3 separate regions of the Mus musculus genome follow, and all the other regions are linked to region 3. The links are chromatin loops, found by intact Hi-C in ENCODE. Cell type or tissue: heart. All regions are shown on one strand. Each heading gives the region's core, and the rest is flanking DNA. Links, peaks and the distances in the headings are about the cores only.

Region 1 (7,813 bases), core at 2,583-6,582, 60 kb before region 3:
CCGCGCCCTTTTAAGCATTCTCTCCTCCACGTGTATGGTATTTGATATATGGCTCAGTTTCCCGTAGTGAGATTTATGCTCCCTCGGTGTGTAGTCAATAAACATGTTTCCGTCTGCGTAAGGCCAGACGTGCTTCTCTTTTTCTGCCTTTGCATCTCTTGAAGATGCATCAGAATCAGGTGGTAGAGGTACACACCTTTAATACTAGCACTTGGAAGGCAGAGGTAAGCATATTTTTTCTACGTTCGGGGCAGCCTGATCTACAGAGTGAATTAATTACACGACAGCCTGAGCTACACAGTGAAACCCTGTCTTAAAAAAAGAAAGAGAGCCGGGCGTTGGTGGCGCTCGCCTTTAATCCCAGCACTCGGGAGGCAGAGGCAGGCGGATTTCTGAGTTCGAGGCCAGCCTGGTCTACAAAGTGAGTTCCAGGACAGCCAGAACTACACAGAGAAACCCTGTTTTGAAAAACCAAAAAAAAAAAAAAAAAAAAAAAAAAAAAAAAAAAAAAAAAACAAGAAGAAGAAGAAAAGGGGAAAAAAAAAAAGCATCAGAAATCTAACACACATGTTCTGAGGATTCAGTCCTTGGGATCTACATGGTAGGAGAGAACTGATTCTCACAAGCTGCACAAGCTGTCCTATGCTCTGAGCTCCACATGCACACGGTGGCACATGGTACCGCACATAATAAATACAATATAATCTTTAATATAGTATACTAATACCTAAGTATCTAAAATTTACTTCTAAACTTCTGAATAGGCACAACTGTGACTCATTTTTTCAGGGAAGACCAAATCTATTACAAGACTTCGGTGTCCAGAAAAAAATGAAGCAAGAATCGGGATCTGGGAAAGGGCAGCAGGTGTTGTGTGTGGCTGAGGAGGTGATGAGAAGCTCCTGAGGCTGTCCCCTAAGAGGCAAAAAAATGAATGAAGAAGATAGGGCTTCAATCAGCGCCAAGCCTGCCCCCCCTGCCCCCCTCCCCCGCGCACGCGCACTTGTGAGGCAGCGCTCACTCCTTCACAGTCCTGTGGAGCCTGCTGTAGGAGTCAAAGCACACCCTCCCAAACTGAAGAAACTTATGGACAAGAAGTTATCATTGAAGTTAAACGGAGGCAGACACGTACAAGGAATGCCACAGGGCTTTGATCCCTTTATGAACCTTGTGATTGATGAGCGTGTGGAGATTGCAAATGGTAGGCAACAGAATAACATCGGAACGGTGGTCAGGTGGGGAAATGGCATCATCATGTCAGAAGCCTTGGAAAGAGTAGACACTGTCCAGCAATGGCGTCCACATCCCTCCCCAAAGGGCCTGTTTGATTGTGCTGTAGAATTGGGTCATGTACATTTTCATATGAAACTTTTTGCAAAATAAACTTTTGTGCTACTTAAAAAAAGAAGAAGAAGGTAGGGTTTCAAACAGAAAGAGAGGAGGTGCAGACAGACTAAGGAGCTACTGAGCACAGTTGGAATTTAGAAGTCTAGCCCAGGATTTTGTAATACTCACCAAAATGCAAGAAGCCCTAGAATCCATCCCCTGCATCACGTAAAATGGGTGTGGCAGCATACAATACCAGCACTTGAGAGGTGGAGGGGGGAGGAATCCGTCAGTCATCCAGGGCCACACAAAACCCCGTCCCAAGCAGTCATTTAACCAGCCTGTGTCTTGGCTGACACTGACCCTGAGTCCTGTAGCTGTCCTGGCAGGAGTAAAGACACTCTAGAGAGATGTGTGCCCCTCCCTTTGGCTATCAGACTACTGAAACAATGGACCCCAAGAAGTTGGAATTTCCCCAGGAATCTCATGCTGGGAAAAGGAAAAGGCTGGAGCCTGGTGCCAGGCAGGGGTGGACTGGAGCTGAGACACTGGTGATGGTTGGAACAGAACCTTGACCAGCCTGCGCAGTTATGCGCACCCCTTCCTCACCTCAGGACCCTGAAGAAGGATTCCTCTTCCCAATGTGGCCATATGGAATAAACATCCTCTTTCTGTTTTTGGTATTACTCTTTTCTGTAATTAGCCATTGAAACTAATTGGCCATAGGACTGCTAGGGTTTATATAGTCGTTGATTCTAACATCTCCTCTGATAACAATTGCCTTTCAGATTGTCAGGATTTTGCGGCAAGCCTGCTGCCAGCTGAGCCAGGTTATCTACCCCTACTTCCAGACCTTTGCCTGGGTGTCTTTAAGGCAATCAGCTGATGAAGGACCTGATATTCCCAACACTGTTATGCAATGAACAGATGAGGTGAGCAAACTGTAACTGTTATATGATATATATTTTTGTTTTGTTTTTTTCGAGACAGGGTTTCTCTGTATAGCCCTGGCTGTCCTGGAACTCACTTTGTAGACCAGGCTGGCCTCAAACTCAGAAATCCGCCTGCCTCTGCCTCCCAAATGCTGGGATCAAAGGCATGCGCCACCATGCCCAGCGATGTTTTATTTTTGAGTCATGGTTTCATGGAGCCTATTCTGGCACTGAAACCTGAACAGTAATAGAGAATGTGTCAAATGCCCATAAATATCCCACTTTAAGCTGTAACACCAACATTTTCAAGGCTGACATAGGGGGATCATGAGTTTGAGGATAGCCTGGGCTACATGGCAAGAGCTTGCATCAAAACAAAATCCTTACTTTAAGTTACGTGGTATAGAAAGCACTGCTTGCTTTTGATGTTTTTATAAGACAGCTGGGGAGAAACTGCCTGTCTCTCAAGGCACCAAATGAAATATTAAGCCGGGACTAACATCAACATAAGATCAAAATCTACACCATTACAGGAAAGTTAGTAGGAGGTGTCAGAACATCTTCCTGCTTTGGGATATTTGCTTACTCAGTTTGACAGAGATGAAGAAGAGGTAGGATGTGAGGCCCAATACCTCTGAGATCACTGAGCAAGCGCGTCTTCAGGCAGAGGGCTGGCTTCCACCCCTGGAATATCTTTGTCTTGTCATAACATTCATCCATATCGATCTTACCATGTGAGTTTCTCATGTTAACAGAGGTGCCTGAGACACTGAACCAAACATTTGGTTCATTTCATCGACGACGTAAAGCGGCACACGTAACTAGGGTAAGCGTGCCTACTTCGTACTTTTTCTTCACCTGCGGGAAGTTCTTTTTGACCAGTGGACTAAAGACCATCCTGGGTTTTGGATAGCTTTCTGCAATGTTGCCCAGTGAGAATAGAACTGTATCAGCGATCTAACTTGGATGTGTCCTGACAGACAAAAAAGAAGCTGTGCGCGTGTGCAGAATTTAAACGAAGAGCAGAAACTCTGAAGAAACGGAAGCTGGAGACTTTGCGGAAATGTTCGTGAGTATAGAGGCACCTCCAGGATGTGAGAGTATTTGTCTCCTATAAGATGAATCTTCGAAGGGCTGGGAGGATGGCCCATTTCTCTTGGTGCAGCACTCCCTGTGCAGGCATGATGGCATGAGCTTGTTTCCCAGCATCCACATGAAAAGGCTGGGCTCAACAGCATATTGCTGTAACCCTAGAGCTGGGGAGGTAGAAACAGGAGGATCCTTGGGGCTTACTGGCCAACTAGTGTAGTGGAACTAGGGATCTCCAGGTTCAGAGAGAGAACAATGCCAGTGGAAGGATCCACGCTGGTAAAGGAGCTTCCTGCACAAGTCTGGAAACCTGAGCCTGATCTCGGGGCCCATATCCATGGAACCAGCTCCACAAAGTCGTTCTCTGACCTACACATGCGCTTTCTGGCACACTCACTGCCACACCCACAACAAATAAATAAAAGAGAGAGAGTAACTGAGGACATTACATACCAGCCTCTGACCTATATACAGTGTGTGTGTGCGTGTGTGTGTGTGTGTGTGTGTGTGTGTGTGCGCACCACACATCTTAGAAGCTGAGATGTTCTGAATAATCAATGGTCAAGATTACCCCTTTGATGATTCTCAGAGTTCTTTCTCAGTGACTTGCACATCTAATTGCCCATGAGCTTACTGCAGCCGTCCCTTTAACAAACCTTATCTCACTGACACTGTTAAATGCCATCCTGACCTTGAGCCTTCAAGGTCATCTGACTTGTGCCCTCTGTTCAGAACCATGCTCACCAGGAAAAGACTGCCACCATGTGGCAGGTAGGTACTGTTGCCCCCTTTACTAAGTAATCTATAATTTAAGAGATTTTTTTTTTTTTAATTTATCTTTGCTATCTTTAGTTACACATGTGTGTATGTGGGAATGTGCACGGGAGAGGTGCCCTTAGAGGTATCAGATGACTCAGGAGCTGGTGTTAAAGAGGGTTGTAAGTCTCTTTAACTGACATGGGTGCTGTGAGCTGAACTCAGGTTCTCTGGAAGAACAATAGCAAATGCTCTTAACCACTGGACCATCTCCCCAGCCCCAGTAATTTGTAACTTGATAACTTGTCCTCATTATAATCAAAAGTTATTCTGTCTAATCTGTAATTTTTGCCCTCCCCACATCTGCCAGGTATGTTACTGGTAGAATTGCTAATCTTATTTACTAATATGAGATAGCAAACCATACTGTTACGTATTATGGAACTTACTTTCTTTTATAAAGGATCTCATGTAGCCCAGGGCGGCTTTGTACTTTTTATGAAACTAGGGGTGGCTTTGAACTCCTAATCTTTCTGCCTCCAAACCTTAAATACTGACATTGCAGGTTTGTGCCACCATATACCCCGTGTCCTAGTTTCATTTCTGTTGCTCTGATAAATACAGCACATTTGTGCTTGGAGCGTGTGGAGCTCAGAAGAGAGCATCAGATCCCCCAGAACTAGAGATCAGAAGGCTACAAACCATCCCGTGGGTGCTGGGAACTGAATTCAGGTCCTCTACAAGAGCATCAAGTGCTCTTAACTGCTGAGTCCTCTCTCCAGCCCAGGGTTCACTGATCTTAATGTGCATTTCCTGCCCCAGATAGTGGAGGCAGAATAGTGCCATTCAAGGAAATCTATTCACAGTTCAGGCCCCCTGCTCTTGGAAAGTAAGATGACAAAAATGAGGTGAGAAAGCAGGATCTTGACATCTTGGGATAGCATCCTCCTCTGCCGTGAGACCAACCAAGGAGAGCAGAAGAGCTGCATCCTCACAGGGCATTCAGGAACCCTCTGCTCAGATCAGACCTGAGAGCCAAAGCACCCAAACCGGTTTTGTCATCAACTGAACTTCTTTACTATGAGGATGTGGCTTGGTTGGTAAAGTGTTTGCCTCGCATTCATGAAGCCCTGGGCTTAATTCCCAGCAACACATAAAAGTAGGCATGGTGGCACACACCTGAAATTCCAGCTCTTGGGAGGTGGAGACACTCTTGTGAATCAAAAGTTCAAAGCGGTGAGTTTGAAGCCAGCCTGGGCTATGTGCGATGCTTCCTAAACAAAACGAGACTTCTTTTTGTTTGTTTGGATTTTTGTTTGTTTCTGTCTTAGTCAGGTTTTTTCTCTTGCTGCAAAGACACACCATGAGCCAGAAGAAAACTGGGGAGGGAAGGTTTTATTCAACTGACACTTCCACACTGCTGTTCATCACCAAAGGAAGTCAGACAGGAACTTACACAGGGCAGGAACCTGGAGGCAGGGGCTAATACAGAGACTATGGAAGGGTGCTGCTTACAGGATTGCTTCCCCTGGCTTGCTCAGCATGCCTTTTTATAGAACCCAGGACTACCAGCCCAGGGATGGCACCACCCACAATGGGCCCTCCCACTCTTGATCACTAATTGAGAAAATGCCTTACAGCTGGATCTCATGGAGGCATTTCCTCAATTGAAGCTCCTTTCTCTGTGATAACTCCAGCTTGTGTCAAGTTGACACACAAAACCAGCCAGTACAGTTTCTGAGACAGGATCACTGTGTAGTCCTGACTGGCTTGGAACTCACTATATAGACTAAGCCAGCCTCAAACTCTTGGCGATCTTCCTGCCTCCGTTTTCTGAGTTCTGAGATTATGGACACAAGCCACCTTGTCCTGCCTTTAGCACACATGTTTTCTTTTTTTGTTGTTGTTGTTATTTGTTGTTTTGAGGTAGGGTCTTACTATGTAGTCCAAGCTGGTCTGGAACCATCTACATAGACCATGGGAGATAGAGATCCACCTGACTCTGCCTTGAAAATCCTGAGATTAAAGACATGTACCACCATACCTGGCCCAAAATACCTTAGTGCAGGTCTTTGTGCCTGTGTAGTTTTGACAGGCCCTTCTTTTATTTTTCTGACTACTACTCATACCCAACATGTCCAAAAAGTCTTCCTTAGTGCACCCATTTGCCTACAGCGCTTGTGTCAGTTCTTCTAACCTGCCATACTTTCTCTCTGCTTTACTTGTTTGGCCTTCACCAAGGTCTTCCTTCTCTTCCTTTGTTGCTGTTCTCATTGCTCCTCTGTTTGTTTGTTTGTTTGTTTGTTTAACTTAGGGTGATTTTGATTCTGTGAACCTCCAGCCTCAGCCTCCAGAGTGCTAGAATTTTAAGTAATCCATTGTTCAATGACAGGTGGGCCTATCTTGCCTTCCTAATTGGATTCACAGAAGCAATCTCTTAGACTCACAGTAGGGCATAGGAATCTACAAACACATATGGGATAGGAATTAACTCATGGGCATAGAGCTTAGGAGGCACTAAGTCCTTGGAATGATTAAACCAAGGAATGGGTCGATGTGATGTGGCTGACTGTATGTGAGAAACAAGGCTTTGCTCAAGTGTGGCAAGGATGCATTAGTAGGAAAGGCAAGGAGATTCCATGGGTATACATCTCTCTTCTTAACTGTCTAGTGTTACATGTCTTGATCCTACGAGTCACACTCTCTTTCCAACACCACCATTAATATTGCTTAATAAAGAAGCAAGCTCTTCAAGCAAACAAGCTACAGGGTGGGAAAGCAAACTCCATTTGGATTGATATGATCAAGCAATCTTTCCTGACTTGAGTCTTGTGGTGACTTGAATGAGAATGTTCTACGTAGGCTCTAGCATTTGAAGGCTTGGTTCTCAGTTGTTGGTGATGACTGGAGAGGTCTAGGAAGGAAGGCCTTGCTGGAGGAAGTACTTCACAGGGTATGAGCTTTGAGCTGTCAAGGTCTCAAGTCATTCCATTAGATCTCTCCCACTTTTGCTTGAAGTTTACAACGTGAGCTCTTTGCTCGCTGCTCCAGCTGCCATACCTGCCTGCTGATGCACTTCCCAGCCTTAGCTCTTTGGAGCCACAAGACCAAATAAACTCTTCCTTCTATAAGTTGCCTTGGTGTAGGCTTATATTTTTCAAAACCTACTTTAGTAAGAGTTTTTAAACACTTTAACCTTCCTTCTAAGCCACTACCCACCAGAGGTAGGGGAAAGGAGAGGTTAGTAGGGCAAATGGGGATGTGGCCCTGTTTAGACATAGTTCTTTGGGACAATCCCAATCTTTGTTGTTAGGACATCAGCAGTTCAGTTCACACAAATCAGCGAGGGCATTCAATCCAGTAGAAACAGCAAGGCTCTGCCAATCAACTGAAGTCTGCAAAAGTATTGAGAAGCTGCTGAAATATTATAAGAAGTTCTTTGGTGTATTTCTCTCTACAAAGTCACACAAAGTTCTGACAAATAATGATCAGCGAAAAAGGAAAAGGGAGCCAATGCCACAGCATCAGCCACTGTCTGATGGGTTATACTTAAACCCTTTCTAACATCACACGTTCTCTCAAGTGTCTACTCCAACAAAACACCACATGCCCTTTTTCCAGGCAGCTTCCAGAAAAACACATGTCTGTTCTGAGCACAGCATCATCCCATGTCTCTGCTTCAGCAAAGCATCTTCTCATAAGACAATCTC
Region 2 (7,813 bases), core at 2,583-6,582, 600 kb after region 3:
CAACTTTGGGACTTTGGTATTGTTTTTTTTTTTTTTTTAAGATTCTATGTATTTATTCTATGTATATGAGTACACTGTTGCTGTCTTCAGACACAGCAGAAGAGGGCATTGGATCCCATTACAGATGACTGTGAGCCACCATGTGGTTGCTGGGAATTAAACTCACGACCTTTGGAAGAGCAGTAAGTGCTCTTAACTGCTGAGCCATCTCTCCAGCCCCTGGTATTGTTATTTTTAAGGCTCATCAGCAGTATCATATTTTGTAAACATTCTTCCTCCCTAGCCTTTTGATTGGCTTAATAAAGATATGACAGCCAATAGCTAAAACGGGAATTGAGGGAGAAACTTCCAGGCTGAGAGAGGGTCTCTGGGAGAATAATCTGGAGAAGGGGGGTTGTGGCAGTGTGGCATGGAGGAGGTCCTAAGTATCAGTACGGGGGGTGGGGCATAAGTGGCCATGTGGTAGACATGGACTATAATAAATGGATTAATTAAATTAGAGCTACCAGGGCATAGTCTTGCTATAATGCCTAAGCTTTAAAAAATAATAAGTCTCTGTGTTTTTATTCAAATGCTGGTAAGTCTAAGAAAGCTCAGCAGTACCAGCAAGGCAGGCAGGCTGCTTACCTCAGGCTTAAGATGACAAAAAGTGAGTTGAGTGCTGTAGTTCCAGCTGTCAGGGCTCCATACTCCAACCTCACATATTAAAAATGTCAGTGTGAACACCGACCACTGCTAGTGGGTGCTCCTCCAGGAGCTGGTTCCTGATCCTTTTGGTGTAATTTTAACAATGCTCAGAACAGCCTACCTCAGCCTTGAGAGGACATCCAGCTCTCTGGGCTTCCCATAGAGTCCGTTTGTGATCACACCTTTTCAGGGAAGAGCCTTTCTTACTCAGGAGCAGGTACAGCATTCTATATAACCCATGCGTCTTCAGACACAAAGTCGTGTGTCTTGGAATTTATTTCTTGTACTGGGAACATCTGGGCTAGGAGATGGATGTCATCGGTTCCTCTTTGAACATCCCTGCAGATTCTGGTCAGAATGCTGCCAGCAGTCTCCCAGCCTCCATTGCTTTCTACTTCGTGAATGATAAGGGACTCACCAAGCAGTCTGGGATCTAGGGCAGGTGACACCTTGGGTACGATTTTTTTGAGTCCACTATAGCCCCCTTTCCTGTGTTTCCCTTCTGCTGCCTCCTCGTGTAAGCACACTGTTGCATCTGAGATTCACTGGATAATCTAGGATAATCTCACATCTTAAGATTCTAATGCAATTATACCTGCAAATCCCCTTCATCACATACAACAGTGGAGTTAACCCTGCTAACTACCTTTAGTGACTGTGTTGCTATTAACATGCAGTTTAACATAACATAAATGTGTTGCTATTAACATGCAGTTTAGATACATTTGTCTTTATGCCCCTATTTGTCTTTATGCCCCTATAAGCCATTTCTACCATCATTGCTTTCTGCAGTCACAATACATTAGATTTATGCAGCTTTTATACCCCTTATTTTCATTCTTTCTGTTTCCTCTGCATTCAACTGAGGATCACTCTCTTTCTGCTTGAAGAACAGCAGGTAATATTTCCACAGTGAAAAATGAGTGGCAACTGCTGCCCTCACAATTTCTCTAAAATGTTTCTACTCAACCTTTACTTTTCAAAAACATCTGTGTGTTTATGTATTACATATAGATATATTTCCTACTGTGTTATGCAGGCTGGCCTCAAACTCCTAGCTTAAGAATTCCTTTGGCTTCAATCTCCTCAGTGTCTGAGAATCAAAGCATAGGTCATAGCCCCCACCTGGAAATGTCTTTGTTGTTGTTGTTTTTCTGTTTTTTTGTTTTGTTTTGTTTTTGTTAAACTTAATAAGCTACCAATTACTTATATGCTATTTATTTATTTATTTATTTATGTCAACATGACACAAGCTAAGGTCTTTGGGGGAAGAAGAATCCTCAGTTGGGAAAATACCTTCATCAAATTGTCCTTTAAGGGCATTTTTTTGATTAGTGACTGATGTGGGAGGGTCCAACCCGTTGTGGGTGGTGCATCCCTGTGCAGGTGATCTTGGGGAGCAAGCCAGTAAGCAGCTTTCTACCACATCCTCTGCTTCAGTTCCTTCCTGCTTCCATGTTCCTGCCTTGAGTTCCAGCCCTGACTCAGGGATGTACTAAGTGGGAAGTGTAAGTCAAATAAACCCTTTCTTCCCAAGTTGCTCTTTTGTTTTGTTCAGCAAAAGAAAACACACTAAGATGCTTGCTTTCAGGATTTAGGTTTGTTTTTAGTCTTCAGGTTCAGTACTAATGCTGAAGCTGGCGCTCGTTTTATTGTTCGGCTTTTTGAAAGCAATGGGTCATTTCCGTTTGATTGCTTCCAGTATCTTTTTGTTGCTTGTTTCATTTTGTCTTTTCCCTCTTGGTCTTTATAGCTCCCAATAATTTTTTTTCAGTGCTGGGGGGTCTGCATATGGCCTTGCACATACTAGGCAAGAACTGTACCACTGGACTCCATACCCAGCTCATGACTTTTTGAGACAAGGTCTTGTTATTTAGTCTAGTCTGTCTTAAAATATGATTCTTCTGCTTTAGGCTGCTGAGTGCTAAGATTATAGACATGTACCTCCATGGGCTATTTATAGTACTTTTTAATTTTTTAATGTTTATTTTGCCTCTATGTATGTCTGTACACCACATGTGTGCAGTGTCTGTGGAGGCCAGAAGAAGGTGTTGGGTCCCCTGGAACTGTAGTTACAAATAGTTGTGGGCCACTGTGCGAATGCTGGGCTTTGAACCGCTGGAAAAGCAGTCAGTGCTCATAACTGATGAGATGTCTCTCCAGTCCATACAGTGATTTTTAAAAATATCGGAGAGCTTGATTGCGTGCTTGTGTGTGTGTGTGTGTGTGTGTGTGTGTGTGTTCATGGAGATGAGATCAACATTGGGTGTCTTCTTCAATTGCCCTCCATCTTTGAGTTCTTTAATATTTTGTTTATTTGTTATGGATGTGTAGGAGTGCTTGAGTACCATAGCAAGCATCTAGGGGTCAGAGGACAACTTACAGGAAAGAGTCAGTTCTCTCCTTCTACCATGTAGATTCCAGAGATTGAACTCACGTCACTAGGCTTGGCAGCAGGTGTTCATGTCTGCTCCCTCGCAAGATCCACCTGCTTTTTGAGACAAGGTCTTTCTTTTAGTAAACCCAGAGCTCTGAGATTCTGCTAGACTAGCTAGCCAGCAAGTCCCCAGAGAGCCTCGTGTTTCCCTCTCCCCAGGGCTGGGGTTACTAGTGTTGCTACCACGTCCAGCCTTTCCACTAGGGTTCAAATTCAGGTCACTTGACTAACTCAGCCACGTTCTTGGCCTCAAATTTTTAAAATTTACTTTCAGAAGGTTATCACGGTGGCCCCTTCAAATGCTATTTCTGCTCTACTCCCCTTCTTATTTTCAGCTGCAAATTCAATTATACTGTTAGACCTTGTCTCATGTCTGTCCTGTGGTTTCTGTTATTTTTTTTTTTCTGTCACTGTGGATTGTCCCCCAAATCTATCTTCCAGTTCCTTATTTCTGTCTTCAGATAAGTCTAATTTGTAGCTAATCTAATCCATTAAGGTTCTGCCATCTTTATGATTTACATACCATAAAACATTCCAATATAAATTATAGTTTTTACATTTTCTTTAACATTTTTTAAAAAAGATTTATTTATTGTTCTAAGTACACTGTAGCTGTCTTCAGACACACCAGAAGAGGGCGTCAGATCTCATTACTGATGGTTGTGAGCCACCATGTGGTTGCTGGGATTTGAACTCAGGACCTCTGGAAGAGCAGTCAGTGCCCTTAACCGCCGAGCCATCTCATCAGCCCTTCTTTAACATTTTTATGATTTTACTTTTGAAGATTTTCAAGAACTTGAAAATGTCTCAATGGTTAAGAGAACCTGCTGTTGTTACAAAGACCCAGATTCAGGTCATAGACAGTGGCTCACAACCGCTTGTAACTCTAGTTCCAGGGGATCTGATACCCTCTTCTAGTCTTCATGAGCACCAGGCAGGCACATGATACACATATATACATTCAGGCATTCACAAATACACATAAAATAGAATATAGGCAGCTAGGTATGGTGGCACATGCCTTTAATTCCAGCACCTAGCAGTGGCGAGAGCTCTGAGTGTGAAGTCAGCCTGGTCTACAGATTGAGTTCTAGGACAGCCAGAGTTACACAGATAAACCTTGTCTAAAAATCCATAATAATAATAATAATAATAATAATAATAATGACAATGGGACTAGACATGGTAGCCCATGCCTTTAGTTTCAGCGCTCAGGAGGCAGAGACAGGAAGATGTCTGTGAGTTTCAGGCTAGACTGGTCTATACAGCAAGTCCCAAGTGAATGAGGACAACATATTGAGACTCTGCCTACATTAGTCTTCATACAGAACAGAGCACCCAACCAGGTAGTATCTAGTTGCTGTCTATGGACACCAAACTTTGTATTTCAGTCACTACAGAAGCATCACATGGGCTCCTGACTTTCTGATCCTTGCACGAGGTTGTGGCATAGTTTTCATTTCTCCACCTAAAAACCTTCCTTTTACCAGCTTTCCTGAGGACCTCAGGAACTATGAACACTAGAGAAGGGTTTCTTCCTTGGTGTCAGGAGAGATTTGCATGAGAAAGGTGCTTTTCATGGGTTGTGAAACTCGATTGTTTGGAACTGCAGAGGTTAAAGGCTTGTGCTACCAAAAGTGACAGCTAATTCTGTTCCATCGTTGCTAATATCCTGCTCATTGTGTGTGCACAATTCAAATCTTAAAGATTTGCACTACTGACCCTGCCTTTCACAGATGTTCAGGACTGATATTTTGGTTGCCCACTACAAGGAGTCACTTGGATTTCGGAACGTCTCATCCGTCCAGAATGAGAGCAGTCCCATTTCGGAAAAGCTCTGCCAAAGCACCTTGACTTTCTCCCCCAAATCTAATCCTTGGAGCAGTCCCACAGCGCCATCTTCTGATACATTTCTCCACTTTCACCCCACGACACTCAGTAGTGCCTGATTTGTTTTTCAGAGCACCTACAGGCCTCCAGCGAGACCGAGACAGCCGCAAGAATAATGGCCGCTCTGAGACACCCAAGCACTGCTAATGTTGGTTCCATTTTTGGAGCGCCTGGGACGCAGCGGAACTCGCCAGCACGGGGCGGCGCGTGACTGGGTTCCTTTTTGTCCCGGCCTGGCGAGAGGTCACGTGGGGCGTTACGCAGAGGCGGAACACTGCGACCGCCGCCTAAAAAGCTTGCTGTTTAGGGGCACCTGGATATCCCAACCATGCGACCCCCGCGTCCCTCCTCAGCTATGCTGACGTTTTTTGCTGCGTTCTTGGCCGCGCCCTTGGCGCTGGCTGAGTCACCGTACCTGGTGCGTGTGGACGCAGCCCGCCCGCTGAGGCCTCTGTTGCCCTTCTGGAGGAGCACCGGCTTCTGGTGAGGCCCACCACTTATCAAGTCCAGGAGCGCCCCTTGCTCTATCCTCTGGGTTCCCCCCATTACAGCTTTGGGCTCTCTGCCCATCACTCCTGGACACTCAGAAGCGAAGAGCAAACCCCTTTAGGGCCCACCTTCTCAAGCTAGTCAGTTTCTGGATTGTGGCGTGGGTTTTCTAGCTTAGTGGGTCCCTCAAATGCCAGAGCCTCTCCCTAAGTGGCCCCCAGGAATCAGGAGCGCAGTACTCAGGCTATAGGTTCATGATTGGTGCTTTGGCAGAGCCTAGGAGTCTCCCAAAGTATCAAGACCTGTCCCGGTTTATGAGTGTGCCCCAAGTTTTTCTAGAAATACTCAAATCCATTTTTTATGGCAGGCAGATGCTCTATTTAGAATACGGTTCTGTGTCCTGTGGGAGCTCCCCTCACCCTGCCCCCAAGCAAGACTGTAGAACATTCTGGTGAATGGGCTATTTTATCGTACACTCTGGAGACACATAATTCATCCACAAGGGTCTAGGCAGTTAGGTAATACATGTACAAAATCGGGTATGCTGCAGGCCCCTGTTTAGGACAAACACTTCACTTCTTTGTCCTGTCCCTAGCCCCCCACTGCCTCACGACCAGGCTGACCAGTACGACCTTAGTTGGGACCAGCAACTGAACCTTGCCTACATAGGTGCCGTACCTCACAGTGGCATTGAGCAGGTCCGGATACACTGGCTGCTGGATCTCATCACAGCCAGGTGGGTGATGCGGAAGTGGGTACCCTGGGAGTTGCTGGTCAGAGCTTGTTTTACAGAGATGCTGAGGTGGTGGATCTGACCTTGTCGGGGCCAGCTGTGGGACACAGTGCTGGGCTGTGGGGGTCGCGGGGGTGGGGGGGGTCATGGTAGGGCATAGGGCTGGGGCTGTGCTTCCTGTTAGAGCATCCTGTTGGGCAGAAGAGGAGAATGTCTGCTTGGCTATGCCAAAGGCAGACCCTGGATGGAGCACAGGTGGTTTCCTCCTGATGTTTTGTTTTTTGTTTTTTTTTAGAAGTACTGAATGGGGTTAGGGTCTACTGTGTCTGGCTTTGTACCATACATATACCACATTGTGGTTACCAGTATAAGCTGTATAGAGACATTGTGCCCCAAGGTCAGGTTGAGGTTATATAAGTCACATTGCCTTAGAAAGTGACACTGGACTGTGGCTCTGGAGCAGGTGGCTGCCTTTGCAAGGGTCCAGTCAAGATGAGCACCTGGCATGAGGAGGCCTTTCAGAAATTCAGACCCTTGAGGCTTGGCCATATATCCAGCTCATATCTGGTACCTGGTGGTACAGGGAATGGGAAAGTGTCCTTTTGGCATCTTGGAGGTCATATAATTTGCAGGATTCTGTTTCAGATAAGATGACAACATAGTATATCAAACTGGGCACTGTGTGGGCTGAGGGATCATGTGTGTGGGTACAGCTACCCTGGTTGAACAGGCACCAGGGGGCAGCAGTGGACTCAGAGGTAGAGAGTCTAGATCACTGAACCCTTGGTTTGGAATCCTTGAATGTATTAAGGGTGCTGCACTTTCCTTTCCTTAGTTGGAGTTCCCTGGCTTCTCCAGGGCAAAGGTGGTCCAAGGGTATATCTCTAATGACTTTATCATTCACACCACTCCTACAGAGCACTGGCTTGTGAACACAGGTGTGGGCTCTTGAGGGCCCTGCTAGAGGGCAGAGTCAGCAGCCAGCAGCTCCTCACGGCGGGCACATGCAGCCTCCACAGCACTGTGCACACTGGGGAATAGCAGCTCATTTTCAGCTCCCTGTTCTTCCCCAAGGAAGCCCCCTTTTCTCAACGTGTCTCTCACCGAGGGACTGCAGCAAGCCAGAAGCAGGGTGATGTCCAAGGCCCTGTAGTCTCTGCGGAGGTCTTTCAATGTGGCCATGCCAGCCACATCCAGGAACAGCAGTGGTGCACAGTCAATGACCACTGTGTGGAAACCAAATGCCAGGGGTACCACCAGCCCAGCCCCACTGCTCACTGAACCCAGATCCTTGCCATCGACAAGACTCCTGTTACTGACACCTACCTCCGGGCCCTGATCCTTCCTGGTGGCTGAGTGCCCTGCATCCAACCCTGTGAGTCTGTAGAGAGACCGAAGGAAGAAGTCCTTGTTGGCGTAGTAAAGTGGACCTGTGAAACGGAACACTCGCACCTCAGGTGGGGGCAGGAGGCCCTCAAATTCAGCAGCATCCTCATAGAAGGTGGAGTCTCCAATTCGGGCAAGAAGGGCAGCCCGTGGACGCTGTGTACGGCCTGCCAGGCTAAGCAGGGAGAAGA
Region 3 (7,813 bases), core at 2,605-6,604:
CGGAAAAAGGACATGTCATGTTTTTGTTAGATCGGACACTTGAGAGAACACCTGATGTTTGGAAAGGATAAATATAGCCCAGATGATGCTGTATGGTATTGGTACGCCTTGCCGTGCTTGTGATCATCTTTTGCATGACTTCACAGAGGGAAACTTCTGGTGGTAGTCTAGTGGCTTCTTGCCACTTCCACAGACTTGGGCTGATGGCAGAGCCTCAAAGTTTCTTGGATCAACCTGCCACTGCTGGTTTGTGAATGGTGTTTTTGAGTCCTGCTTTTGCTGATTCCTGAATGACATTTGTGAGTGGATTGAGCTGCCACTACTGGTTAGTGTGGACTGAATTATTAATATCCTGACAACACAGATTGGATTTGCTTCAAAAAACTATTTCTAAGCAGGTCCATATGCTTCTTTGCTCTATTTATTAAGTTTTCCTTTCCATTACCTCTGGTGGGTGGTGAACTAGGAGGTAGGTGAAAGCATTTAAGAACCCTTATTAAAATTAGGTTTTGAAAAATCTAAGCCTACAAAAATGTGTTGTTATAGAAATTCTAGGTTGTTGTAGAAATTTTCTCATTTTCTAGCTCAAAATTATAGACCAACTTCAAAGGTGCAAGAGCAGAATTTCATTGTGTGTTTAGAAGAAACAAGAAACAATGTTTGAGAAGCAAATAAGGACATGAGGAGTACAGTTTATTCTGACTTTTTACTTTGTTTTATTCTTTGAGGGATTTGACACCTATTAAAGTCTGACTCTATTATATCTTGCTTAATTAGTACAAAACTTGAAGCTCATGGTTATAGGTTTTATTACATTAACCGTGACTCCTTTTGTGTCTTTGGAAGTCGGAGTACCAGTTTTCTTAAATTAAATGTTTGTTCTAACTTTATATTCATTGTTTAGTTTCAAACCCTGGGATGAGGGATGAACGGGGTCACTGGCGTGGCTGCAAAGCAACTTCTCTCAGGTTTGGCACCATATGATAGGTTATTTCTCTGCTGTTGGGGTTTGAGAATCGCCACTCAAACCATATAAGCACTGACCTCAGTTAAGCAAGAATAGTTTATTGAACAAACACCTTAAACTGAATGATCAGGACTGCAGAAAGAACTCAGAAACCTAATTTTGGTAGTAGTCTGCTCTTAGGGTAGGTTTTTTTTTTTTTTTTTAAATAGGAAAAACCAGGTTCAAAGGTTTAAAGGGAAAGGAGGGGGGAACATTTGGTTGACTAGGCAAAATATTACCAGCTGATCGTTAGGAATTTCCTGTGACTGGCAGGCATGTTACAGCAAGAATATGAAATAGCTGGCAGGCATGGGTCAAAATGGCTACAGCTATTCTGTGGGTGGGTGTCAGTCCATTACATCTGCTGCTACTGGTGAAATGAGCCAATTCAAGTCAGATTAGGCAGGTTTATTGGGAAACTGCTCTCCAGAGAGTGAGTTCACTGGCCCTAAAGAAGGAGGCCAAGGATGTCACCATGGGGGTGGGGGAAAAAAGAGAAAAAGGGTGCTCTTGAGAAAGAGAAGAGGAGGTACAGAGAGAGAGAGAGAGAGAGAGAGAGAGAGAGAGAGAGAGACCAAAATGTCTGACTTTTATAAGGAAGAGCCTCTGGGGGAAGGGCAGCCCAGCAGCCCCTGTGCTGAAAAGTTCAGGGTTGGGGGAGAGAATGACAGGGACTGAGGGATGCTGGGAGAATCTGCAGGCCAGGTCTGTTTGGGTATGTAAAATATGCAACTCAGTCCATGTACTGTGGTACAAAACCAATCACTCATGTCTACATAGGAAAAAAATTAAAGAGGTGTCAAGCACAGGTGGTGGCGCACGCCTTTGATCCCAGCACTTGGGAGGCAGAGTCAGGAGGATCTCTGAGCCTGAGGTCAGCCTGGTCTACAGAGTGAGTTCCAGGACAGCCAGAGCTATACCCATCTCAACAAACAAACAAACAAACAAACAAACAAACAAACAAACAGAAAAAAGGTGTCTTAGAGTTCTTTAATTTACAAAGTATTAGATCACTTTTTGTGACCAAAGGTGCCAAAGTTTAGGTCAGAAAGTGTAAAGCAGATTATGTTTCCTTGTATCGAGTTTTAAATTATGGCACCCACCTGATGTATAGTTTGTTTTCAAGATTTATATTTACTTATTTTATGTATATGTATAAGAGAGTCCTTCTCTTCAGACACACCAGAAGAGGGCATCGGATCCCATTACAGTTTATGACCCATTGTGTGGTTGCTGGGAATTGAACTCAGGACCTCTGGAAGAGCAGTCAGTGCTCTTAACCACTGAGCCATCTCTCCAACCTCTTTTAAAAGACTTACCTATTTTTATTTTATGTACTATGCTGTTTTGCCTCTTAGAATTAGAGCTAAAGACACTGTGATCTGTCATGTGGGTGCTGGGAATTGAACACAGGTACTCAAGAGCTCTTAACTACTGTGTGTGTGTGTGTGTGTGTGTGTGTGAGAGAGAGAGAGAGAGAGAGAGAGAGAGACAGAGACAGAGACAGAGTGTGTGTGTGTGTGTGTGTGAGAGAGAGAGAGAGACAGAGACAAGAGAGTGTGTGTGTGTGTGTGTGTGTGTGTGAGAGAGAGAGAGACAGAGACAGAGAGACAGAGACAGAGAGAGAGAGTGTGTGTGTGTGTGTGAGAGAGAGAGAGAGACAGAGACAGAGAGAGTGTGTGTGTGTGAGAGAGACAGAGAGAGTGTGTGTGTGTGAGAGACAGAGAGAGACAGTGTGTGTGTGAGAGAGTCAGATACAGAGACACATGAGAGAGAGAGAGAGACAGAGAGAGAGAGAAAGAGGGAGAGACACAGATTGATATAATGTACTGAATAAAATATACTGTATAATACAAAGCTAGCCATGGTGGCTCAGGCCTTTTAATCCCAGTACTGAGGAGGCAGAGACAGGAAGATCTCTGTGAGCTTGAGGCAAGCCTGGTCTACACAATGAGTTCCAGGACAACCAGAGCTATATAATAGATAGACTCTGTCTTCAAAAAAGAAAAAAAAATGTAGTATAATATGAATATGCCTATTTGCCAGATTTTTCAGAACCTAGGTAAAGGGAACTCTTTTTTGTTTTGTTTTGTTTTGTTTTTCGAGACAGGGTTTCTCTGTATAGCCCTGGCTGTCCTGGAACTCACTCTGTAGACCAGGCTGGCCTTGAATTCAGAAATCTGCCTGCCTCTGCCTCTCAAGTGCTAGGATCAAAGGCGTGCGCCACCACCGCCCAGCTTAAAGGGAACTCTTGAAATATGAGTGAAAGGAATTTAGATCATAAGAGGTATTTCTTCAGAGAGAAAATTCAGTACTGCCTCTGTGACATAATCTGTGATAAAAAGTATATGACTCTGAAAATATTTTCACAAAATAGAAACGTATTACAGGTGTTTCTATAAGTGCTGGGTTGCATTCAAATATAAGTCAAAGATATAAGCATGCATTCCATTTATCAGCTGGGCCTCATATAAAAGCCTGCAATAGTATGAAAGTTGTGTGTTCCTTCAATCAACTGCTTTGCAGGAGGGTATGCTCAAATTTCACTACAATTAGGAAAGGTCACAAAGCAGGTAAACAGGGAAAAAAAAATCTCGTTCATCGTCAGAGGAAAAAAAAGTGAAAATCTCCCATTACAGATTCCAGATAAGTTTGGATTTGGATAGTATTCATTGAACGAAATTTGCCATCCAGGGTCTCCTCCCCACTTAAGGGGATTATAACAGCAGGCCTCTAGGTGAAGGTAAAAGAAAAGTATTTTTTCCAGTTAATAATTTCCTTTCTTCAGAAAGGAAATCACCCCATCAAGATGTACTGAGCAATATCCTATTTCTGAGGGCATTAAAAAAGACCGCACGAAAGACTGGACACGATCTCTCTTTTTAAAAGACCTAGTAAGGCAAGCATCAGCGTCGGGAAGCGCTGCGCTCACTATTGTGTCTGCACCGGCAGCAAGAGGACTTAATTCCACCGCGACGTTAAAGAGTCCCTCTTTGTTCAGCGCTGGTCCGGGACGCAGGGCGCGGTGTTCCTCCGCGCTCGCCGCGCAGGCCCCGCCCCTCTGCGGCTCTGGAGAGCTGCCATTCGGCCCCGGAGTAGCTCCGCGCTCCCAGAATGCACCGCTAGTCCGCGGGAAACCAAAATGGCGAAGGGCTGTTGCGAAGTGGTCTGTGTTTGAGGCCGGTGTGAGCACGCACATTCTCCTTCCTAACCCTCGTCCCCAAGGAACTCGGTGTGTGTGTGCGTGTGCGCAGGGCTCCCGCTGGGGCGGGTGCCCAGGGAGTGCCCGGACTCGCGGGGGAGCGCCCACGGGAACGAGATTGCTTCTATTTTCCTGTATGAAGCGGTTGGCACCACTTAAGTGACCGAATGAGGTGAGAGACCTTGGCCTGGGAACCGACTCTTTGGGAGGAGGTTGGGATGAGGAGAGACGAAAGAAAGGAAGCAAAAGAAAGGGGAAAGATGGAGGCTCCGCTTTGGGCAAGGGAGTCCTGTGTGGGGGTGTTTTTGCATTGATGCATATGTTGAAAGAATGGATCGGGAGGGGTAGTCAGTGAGATGTTGGTAAAAATAGGGACTGGGGGAAGGAGCGGGGCGCCCCGCTCGGGAGTCAGTTGGTGGAATTAGATAAAACGTTGAGACAGGGAAGCTGTGTTTGGAGGGCAGGAAGGAACCTGGGGGCGGGAGACGGTTGGAGGGGCAGGATGAACCTGGTGATGAGGGGGTGGGGAACCGAGGGGAGGAGCCGTCAGAATGCGGGGAGCCTAGTAGAGGGGCTGACTGGCACTTTAAGGGGTGCTAAGGAAAGTAGCAGTTTGGAACCAGAGGGTGCTGGAATTGTGTGGAATTGTGGTAGGGGAATCTAGTGGTGGGCTAGATAGCTAGCGTACGAGGATGAGGAAAATACCCTGGAAAGCAAGCCCTGGAAGCTTAAAGAGAAGAAGTGATAGGTGAATTGATACGGGGAAGAGATAGCTTTTATTTGGAGGCATTTCTTCCGTTCAATTAAAATTTCTTGCCCTGATAATTTGTATTCATCATTACAACTTAGTTACTTACGGCACTAAGGGGTTTAACCAAAATTTTCCAGGATTTCTTAACACATTTCCATAGTGCCAGAACTCTTAACTGTGATTTACAATCTGCAGTCCTTGGTGGTTAATTTTTTCTTTGGCAGAGATGGATTTATTGAGTGGTACGAGAGATTGTGAACAATAGGAAAAGGGGTATGGAATGCTGTTTTATTCTTTAAAACCTTTAACTTTGGTTGAAGATATTACCATGCAACAGTAGTTAGAATTTGAAAACCCAGACAAGCCTGTAATTGACATAGAAAAGTACCTCATGAGATCAAAGTAGAGCTAGAAATATGTTAGTGGTTGGTTGACTCCGTTTTCTCTAGCAGCAAGTACTTTCTCCTTCAAATAGATTCCATGTAATCTTCATAGGAACTTCTGCAGACTGTTTTCAGCCTTTATGTTTTAATTTTTCTTTTGGGAATTTCTTTTTTGGGAGAGAATTGTGGGTAAAAAAACTGATTCTTTTTAGGATGCTGGATAATACTTTAAATGTTTATTTTTTTATTTAATGTATATAAGCACACTATTGCTGTCTTCAGACACATCAGAAGAGGGCATCAGATCCCATTACAGATGGTTGTGAGCCACCATGTGGTTGCTGGGAATTGAACTCAGGACCTCTGGAAGAGCAATCGGCACTCTTAACCACTGAGCCATCTCTCCAGCCCCCTGGACAATGCTTTAAGTGGAGGATTTTTGTTTTTTGTTTTTTTGTTTTTCCTTTTTAAGTTTTGAAGCAGGGTCTCGTTATATAACTCTGGCCAGCCTGGAACTCACTTTGTATTCCAGACTGGCTTGAAAAGACAGATCTGTCTGCACCTGCACACTGAATGCTGATGGAGATCACTACCATGCTCGGCTGTTATTACTTTACTTGAGTTCACATCAGCAACTATCATTGGGTATGCAACTATATTTAAATGTGTACTGTGGAGATTTCTTTTCCTTTTGTTTTCTCCTTTTCTTATTTATTTATTTATTTATTTACTTACTTATTTATTTATTTTTGGAGACAGGGTTTCTCTGTATAGCCCTGGCTGTCCTGGAACTCACTTTGTATAGACCAGGCTGGCCTTGAACTCAGTAATCCACCTGCCTCTGCCTCCCAAGTGCTGGGATTGAAAAATTGCCTGGCGAATTTTTTTTCCTTATTTGTTCAAAAAGTATATATTGGGGACTTTGTGTCATATGTGGTCTTAAATATTAAAAATACCGTTGTTGAACAATAGACATGTTCAGAGCTCATGTAGAGTATGCAGTTTGATTTTTGAGCAATGAGTAATGATAGAATGAACACACAAACACAAACGTGTACATGGGTGCACAGGCATACGTGGCAAGCACCATTTAACACCTTCAAGTTACACAATTGATATTTGATGGTAGTAATGATGAAAGTACAAAATAGATTCATAATGGAGTATGCAATTGAGATAGCTGAATTCAAGACAGTAATACAGCTGAGATTAAAGAAGACAAACATTCTGTCAAATGAATACACCCTGAATTTTGGGGAAAAATGTATAAGACATTTAAAAATTAAAAAAAAATGCATATGTGGTGGGGGAGGGTTAGGGGGGTATGTGCTACTGTCCATGGAGGCCAGAAGCATGAGAGTCATAGGTGGTTGTGAGCTGCCTAATAAGTGCTGGAAACCAAACTCAGTTCTTCTCCAAGAGTAATATGTGTTTTTAATGGCTGAGACATGTCTCTAGCCCCCATAAAGGATATTTTTCACCAGTTATAGTGGTTTTAAAATTTAACCTGCTGTAATGAATGCATTTTTCATTTTCTGTTTTATTTTAAGACTTAAAAAAAAAAAGATTATGTGTTTGAGTACACTATAGCTGTCTTCAGACACACCAGAAGAGGGTGTCAGATCCCATTACAGATGGTTGTGAGCTACCATGTGGTTGCTGGGAATTGAACTCAGGACCTTTGGAAGAATAGTCAATGCTCTTAACTGCTGAGCCATCTCTCCAGCCCCAACTTATTTTTATGTATATGAAGATTTTTGCCTGCATGTATATGTGTGCACCACATGGGAGCAGTGCCCACAGAGGCCAAAAGAAGGTGGTTTATTCCTTTGGAACTGGAGTTAGAAATGGTTGTAAGTTGCCATGTTAATGCTGGGAATCAAAGGCCCTGGAGATTGAACTCAGGTCCTCTGGAAGGACAGCCAGTACTCCTACTTCTGAGCCATCTCTACAGTCTAAGAATGAATTTCTTGACAGCAGATAGGGGCAGAAAGATCCAAAGTTCAAGGCTATTCTTAGCTATATATGAATTCGCAGCTAGCCTGGGACACATGAGGCCCCATTTGGGAAAAAAAGTAGAAATGATTACCAGGGGCTAAATAATAATCATAATATAATCATATCATAAAAGTAGGACTTAGACATAAAGTGATGGTTTAACTTCATTGTCAATTTGATTAGATTCAGATTCACCATGGAAATATACCTCTGGATATGCCTATGATTGTTTTCAGAAAGGTTTAACTGAGGAGGGAAGACCCACCCTGACTATGTGAGGCCACCATACCCATGGGCTGGGGTCCTGGATTGAATCAAATGGAGGAAGCAAGCTGAGCATGAACATTGACCTTCCTGACTGCAGATATCAGTGCGATAGCTGTCTCCTGCTTCTTCTACTATGCCTCCCCCTTCCATGATGGACTGTACTCTGAAACTGTGAGCCAAAATATACACTTTTTTTATGTTGTTTT

The links. Hi-C counts contacts between places; a loop is a spot of excess contacts. Peaks named below come from ENCODE experiments on the same cell type or tissue, not always from the same donor. Only the 100,000 strongest peaks of a DNase experiment are listed, where the experiment ranks them.
Region 1: it touches region 3 in a loop (2.2-fold over the local background); 1 of 42 quality-filtered maps calls a loop at or near these places.
Region 2: a loop joins it to region 3, with 2.7 times the contacts of the local background. A loop is called at or near these places in 1 of 42 quality-filtered maps.

Annotation. Positions count from the first base shown.
Region 1 is chr5:108,001,208-108,009,020 of GRCm38, forward strand. It overlaps Gm42150 (a long non-coding RNA gene), which reads right to left and starts at 1,597. Exons shown (of 3, transcript XR_880537.1): 1 at 1,516-1,597. In heart, for the core only: a CTCF peak has its summit at 4,118 (motif pointing left); no DNase peak of the experiment used is centred there.
Region 2 is chr5:108,664,021-108,671,833 of GRCm38, forward strand. It overlaps Idua (iduronidase, alpha-L), which reads left to right. Exons shown (of 15, transcript NM_008325.4): 2 at 5,086-5,497; 3 at 6,099-6,239. The coding sequence starts at 5,343. Slc26a1 (solute carrier family 26 (sulfate transporter), member 1) reads right to left here. Exons shown (of 3, transcript NM_174870.4): 3 at 5,858-7,813. The coding sequence ends at 7,197. Among named protein-coding and RNA genes, the nearest start is that of Dgkq, 7.1 kb to the left of the region's middle. In heart, for the core only: a CTCF peak has its summit at 5,038 (motif pointing left); a DNase peak (open chromatin) is centred at 5,221; H3K4me3 peaks cover 1,902 bases; H3K27ac peaks cover 2,084 bases.
Region 3 is chr5:108,061,586-108,069,398 of GRCm38, forward strand. It overlaps Mtf2 (metal response element binding transcription factor 2), which reads left to right and starts at 4,089. Exons shown (of 15, transcript NM_013827.3): 1 at 4,089-4,380. The coding sequence starts at 4,376. In heart, for the core only: a CTCF peak has its summit at 4,110; DNase peaks (open chromatin) are centred at 4,086 and 4,646; H3K4me3 peaks cover 2,279 bases; H3K27ac peaks cover 1,947 bases.